Regions from separate parts of the Homo sapiens genome. Here region 2 is linked to region 1. A link is a loop called in an ENCODE intact Hi-C map of the cell type or tissue named here. Cell type or tissue: dorsolateral prefrontal cortex. All regions are shown on one strand.

What was found. A loop is a pair of places that touch in the nucleus more often than their neighbours do. Peaks named below come from ENCODE experiments on the same cell type or tissue, not always from the same donor. Only the 100,000 strongest peaks of a DNase experiment are listed, where the experiment ranks them.
Region 2: it touches region 1 in a loop (4-fold over the local background); 11 of 110 quality-filtered maps call a loop at or near these places.

What each region holds. Positions count from the first base shown.
Region 1 is chr11:1,692,734-1,695,233 of GRCh38, reverse strand. LINC02708 (long intergenic non-protein coding RNA 2708) reads right to left here. Exons shown (of 3, transcript NR_187232.1): 3 at 494-2,500. Among named protein-coding and RNA genes, the nearest start is that of KRTAP5-6, 3.2 kb to the left of the region's middle. In dorsolateral prefrontal cortex, CTCF peaks have their summits at 871, 1,072 (motif pointing left) and 1,856 (motif pointing left); DNase peaks (open chromatin) are centred at 463, 1,063, 1,493, 1,843 and 1 weaker place; H3K4me3 peaks cover 1,433 bases; H3K27ac peaks cover 831 bases.
Region 2 is chr11:1,743,493-1,745,992 of GRCh38, reverse strand. The region is part of intron 2 of IFITM10 (interferon induced transmembrane protein 10); the gene reads left to right. Among named protein-coding and RNA genes, the nearest start is that of IFITM10, 5.9 kb to the left of the region's middle. RefSeq lists an enhancer at 2,034-2,392. In dorsolateral prefrontal cortex, no CTCF peak of the experiment used is centred here; DNase peaks (open chromatin) are centred at 719 and 1,332; H3K4me3 peaks cover 1,105 bases; H3K27ac peaks cover 1,427 bases.

The DNA of each region.
Region 1 (2,500 bases):
GAACACTCTGATACCATAGGGACCCAATGCTGAGTGCACCCAGGAGCTGTGGGTCTGAAACAGTGGTCAGAGGTCACCGACATGTGGAGGAGGCCCCTAGAGTGTGGGAGACAGAACCCCCAGGTGTCAGTCTTGGCCGAAGGCTTTGCAGGACTGAGCAGGTGGGGAAGAAGGGCAGGGAGCAGGGCTGCCATAGGAGAGACCTGTCCTTGGATGTGGGTCTCCAGAGCAGGGCAGGGCAGAGCACCGGCGTGGAGGTGTTTTGTGCATATGCTGGATACCTGGCAACTATGGCAGCGTGGGCTCAGGACGGGCTCCCGAATTTTCAGGGTCCAAAGCAACGTGACAGCGCAGGCCCCTTGTCCGAGCATGGCAAAGGAATTCAAGACCATCAGAGCCTCACGCTGAGCAGGGTCCTTCTCACTTGCATGGCCCCTGCATCTCCAATCCCCACTGCATCCCGTGCGCCCGGATATCTTCGGGAATTAGTGCATTCTTGTGAAACACGGGGTTTTATTTTGAGGCGCGTTTTCAATTCTGCAACGGGGGTGTGCACGGCCTTGCTCTACCGGTCACCCTCCTGCTTCAGCTCTGGGTCTGAAGGTGGCTCCACGTGGCTCCGGGGTCACTACATCCACACCCAGGGACCCCCACCTCGGCCGCTTCCAAGCTCTGCCCCGCCGTGTGCCTCGAGGACAATCGCCTGGGGACAGACCCGCCCGCCGCCCCACCAGTCGTGTGACATCAGGCAGTCCACAGCCTCCCTGGCCCTCAGTATCTTCATCTACACAACGAGAGGAGCATTGACCACTTTGCAGAGCTGCTTTGGAGGCCAGAGGTCATGAAATGAAGTTGCCGGCCTCCGCTGACCCACGGTTGTCGTTTTAGCTCTCCGCTTCCTGACCCGGGGTTCTCGGTCTCCCCTTTAGTCTCTCTTCCTCCCCAAAGCGCAGTGCCTCCTCCCCCGGGCCAGTAGGGCCCAAGGCTGCAGGGATGCGGCTGGAGGAGCGCAGCGGGAGGGGTCAGAGCTGCCCGCGGCAGAAGCGCAGATGAGCAGTCCTTGAGCGCCCCCTGGGGGCCGTGAGCTCCGAGCCTGTGGCCGAGGGCGGGGAGGCGCCTGCTGGGCTCTGCAGAGGTCACAGGCAGGGACTTGGGGGTTCCTAGGGGCCCCGGCACAGGCTGGCACGGAGGAGGAGGCATCGCCCGGCCCCCCCTCGGGGCTGTAGCTCAGAGCAGCCCTGGTGCCATGACCACCCCCCAACCCCTGGCCCAAGCGGGCAGAGCCCTCGGTGTGGGGAGACCTTCCCTTCTGCCCCTTTCTCCTGCGTGTTGACCTCACAGAACAGGAAGGGGGCCAGCAGGAACATGGCAGGGGGCGTGACAAGGGCAAGGCCCTGGGGTCGGCTCGCCTGCTCCTTGCCCTGTGCCAGCCGACCTGGGCCTCCCTGTCTCCGCCACATCCCTCGCCTGTCTCGACCACGGCCTCCGTCCCCAGGCACTGGCCCCTGGTCCCCAGGCTCTAGGTGGTGGCAACCCCTCGCTCGGGGCCACTGGGGGCAAAGAGGGGGGGCAGCTCCTGCCTCTGCTGTCTCTGGGTAGACTCCCTTTCTGTCCCCACGGTAGCAGCTCTGGTTTTCTCTGCACCTGAGTCCCTGTCCCCATCCCCCAGAAGGTTCCTGTGTCCGGGGAAGGGTCCTTCGTCCCTTGCGACTTTCTCCAAGTTGCTATATATGCACTCCGAGTCTCCTTTTCTGACCTGTAAAATTGTGATGGGAATAACAGGGCCGTCGCCATTCCTGGGGAAACGAGACTGCAGGTCCTGCGGCCCGGGCTGGCCGAGAAGCGCCACCTGGTGGCAGGAGGGCCCCGCGGGGCGGCCGGCGAGTGGGAAGCAAAGGCTCCTCGCAAGACCACTCCCCTAGCCCCGGGGTCGGCAGCTCTCCAGGGGCCATGTCCCCGGCTGGTTCGGCGCCCAGGGACAGCACCCCAGACCAACTTGCGCATTCCTTCCAATCACAATGACTTTGATGCTTTTGAAAAAACAAAAATTAAATTAAAAAATAAAATAACACATCCTTTAAGTTTTGTATCTGTGGGCTCCTCTTTCTGGGACTCAGGGCGAGTGCCTAGCCCGCCCGTGCACACCGTCAGAGCAGCGCAGCCAGACCCCAGCCTCTGCTCAGCCAGGGTCTCTAGGGAAGGTGCCTGCAACCAAGCCCTCGTTTCTAGTTTGTAATGCACGGCTTCTATTTTGTGGCATGCACTGATGCTGGTTTAGAACGGCTCCCACCCTTCCCTGTCTTCGTAGCAGGTAGTGAGTAGCTGTGACCCTCTGAGAACAGGACAGGGGCTCACCCCTCCAAGCCATCTCCTTCCTGCTCCTCAGCCCTGGAGAGTGGAAGTGGGTGCGTGGGAAAGTTGAAGGCTTCATGCTCAGGGCTGGCATGGCCAGGGGCACCGAAGGAGGTCGGGGGAGGAGGGACATTCGAGAGCCGGGCTC
Region 2 (2,500 bases), 51 kb before region 1:
TGCACGTGTGTGTAATCACACATGAGTGTGCATGGCACGTATAAATGTGTGTGCACAAGTGTGTGTGGGGTGTGCCTGTGTACTGTCTGTATGTACCTGAGTGTGCACGTGTGTGTAATCACACGTGAGTGTGCATAGCACGTATAAATGTGTGTGCACGGGTGTGTGAGGGTGTGTGCATGTGTGCTGTGTGTATGTACCTGAGTGTGTGCATGTGTGTGTAATCGCACGAGTGTGCATGGCACGTGTAAATGTGTGTACACAAGTGTGTGAGGGTGTGTGCCTGTGTGTTGTCTGTACCTGCATGTGCATGTGTGTAATCACACGTGTGTGGTTCATGTAAATGTGTGTGCACAAGTGTGTGTGAGTGTGTGCATGTGTGATGTATGTACCTGACTGTGCATGCGTGTGTAATCATACGTGAGTGTGCATGGTACGTGTAAATGTGTGTGCACAAGTGTGTGAGAGCATGTGTGTGTGGTGGTGAGTATTCCTGCGTGTGTGTGTGTGTGTAGAAGCAACAAAGGAAAAGGGCCCCTGGAATTGGAGGTCATGCTTCCGACCAGCTCCAGCTGTGGCTCCCCAGACCAATCCTGAGCAGAAAGCTCCAGTGTTGGGGGGCTGAAGCTGCAGCTGGTGGAGCTCTGCCTCCCCTCTCTCTGTGCCCTGCCAACAGCCTGCGGACATGGGTCTGGCTGCCTGGGCTCCCGTCCGGAAGCTGTCCCTCCTCCCGCTTGGCTCAGGCTGTGGCTGGCCGGCTGGCATGGGGCAGGCCCATCTGGCTCGGGTTGTAGGTAGGTCAGGGATTTCTGGATGGTGCCGGGTTTCTGCAGGGGTTGGGGGTGGTGTGAGGTTGACCCTTCTGAGGGTCAGGGACGGCTCATTACACCTCCTCCCAAGCCTGCTCCTCCTGTGTCCTTCCTGCGGTGGGCGGGGGCAGCCAGGGCAGAGAGGCTTTGGGGCATACCTGGGAGTGGGTGCAAGGTGACCTGTCTCCATCCTGGGCAGAAGGGAGGACGGAACTGGCTGGCTGTGGACCCCACGCCTGGGAATGCATCCATCTGGTCACCCAGCTGCAGGTCTCCTGACCTGCACCCTACACCAAGGACGCGGGGTGGCCCTAGGTTCAGAAGGTCTTGGCTAAAATCCGAGCTCTTGGGACAGACAAGCCATCTTGCCTCACTGAGCCCCTGTTCCCTCATCTGTTCACAAAACAAATAGAAACAAAACAACATTCAAGCCAGCACACGTGAGCAGGGCGGAGGCCCGCATGCAGTGGTATGAACTAGACAGTGTGTCCTTGCCTGCCCCCACGTGTCCATCCACCCGTCCAGCCATCCATCCACCCCCCCCACCCACATGGGCCAATTCGGCTCAACGCAGGCTGGATCTGCAGCGCAGAGATTGAAGCCTTATTTTGCACAGCCTGGTGTCCGGGGAAGGCAGAGATACAAAAAGTCAATTCTCCATTCATGCCGCCTCCACACACTGTCTCCTGATGACCACTGGCTCCCGCGGTCAGCTGGATGATGGCCAAACGTCTCATCTCAGCATCCAAGCTGCCTTTTTAACCCTTCTGGCCTCAGCGGTTCCCCGCCCCGGTCACTCGGCAAATGTGATGTGAGCGATGTGCACATCCTCGGCCTGGAGAGCTTTTGTGAGATCTGGGTCTCTCTTCTGCAAAGCCTCCAGAGACAGTCCTGCCCCAGCCACATCTGCTCACCCCAGCCAATCTGTGCCCAAGGCAGAGCTGGCCAACAGATGGGTCAGGACATGTGGGTCTAATGGGTGGGTGGACAGAGGACACATGGTGAGACGGAAGAAGCACCACAGTGTTTCAGAAAAGGAATACTTCATTCCCAGTTTGGGGTGAGGCTGGAAAACTTCTAGAAGGAGGCAGCAATTTCACTGGGCCTTGAAGCTTGGTGAGGGGAAAGGTGTTTCAGGCGGGGAAAATGGCATAAACTAAGACACGTAGGTGGGGCAGTCTAGGGGGTCGGCAAGGCCCCTGTCCTCAATGGGAGATGGAAGACATTCCTGGAAGAGTGCCTGAGGCAGTGCGGTGAACGGGTTTGAAAACCTCGTGAGGGGCTGGGCTCTCATCTGTAGGAGCCATGGAAAGAGAAGGATATGATCAGGGCCATGAAATCTGCAACCAGTGTAGGGGAAGGAGACAAGACAAGCCTCGAGGCAGAAGGTTCAAGTCCCAGTGTGGTGGTCCAGGTGGGAGAGCTTGCGAGCTGGGGATGGGGGTGGGAGAGGAGGAACAGGTGTGGCTAGGACACAGCAGCTGCTAGATGTGAGCCCAGGAGGCTGTGAGACCTTCCAGTGACAGGGCGGTCAGAAAGAACAGGTTAGGTGGGTGGGTTCTGCGTTGGGTTTTGGATGTACACACTCACCCACTCACTCCTTTCTGAATATCAGCATCACACATTTATCTTTCCCATCCTCCATCCATCTATCATTCATCCATCTTCCATCCATCCATTCTCCATCTGTC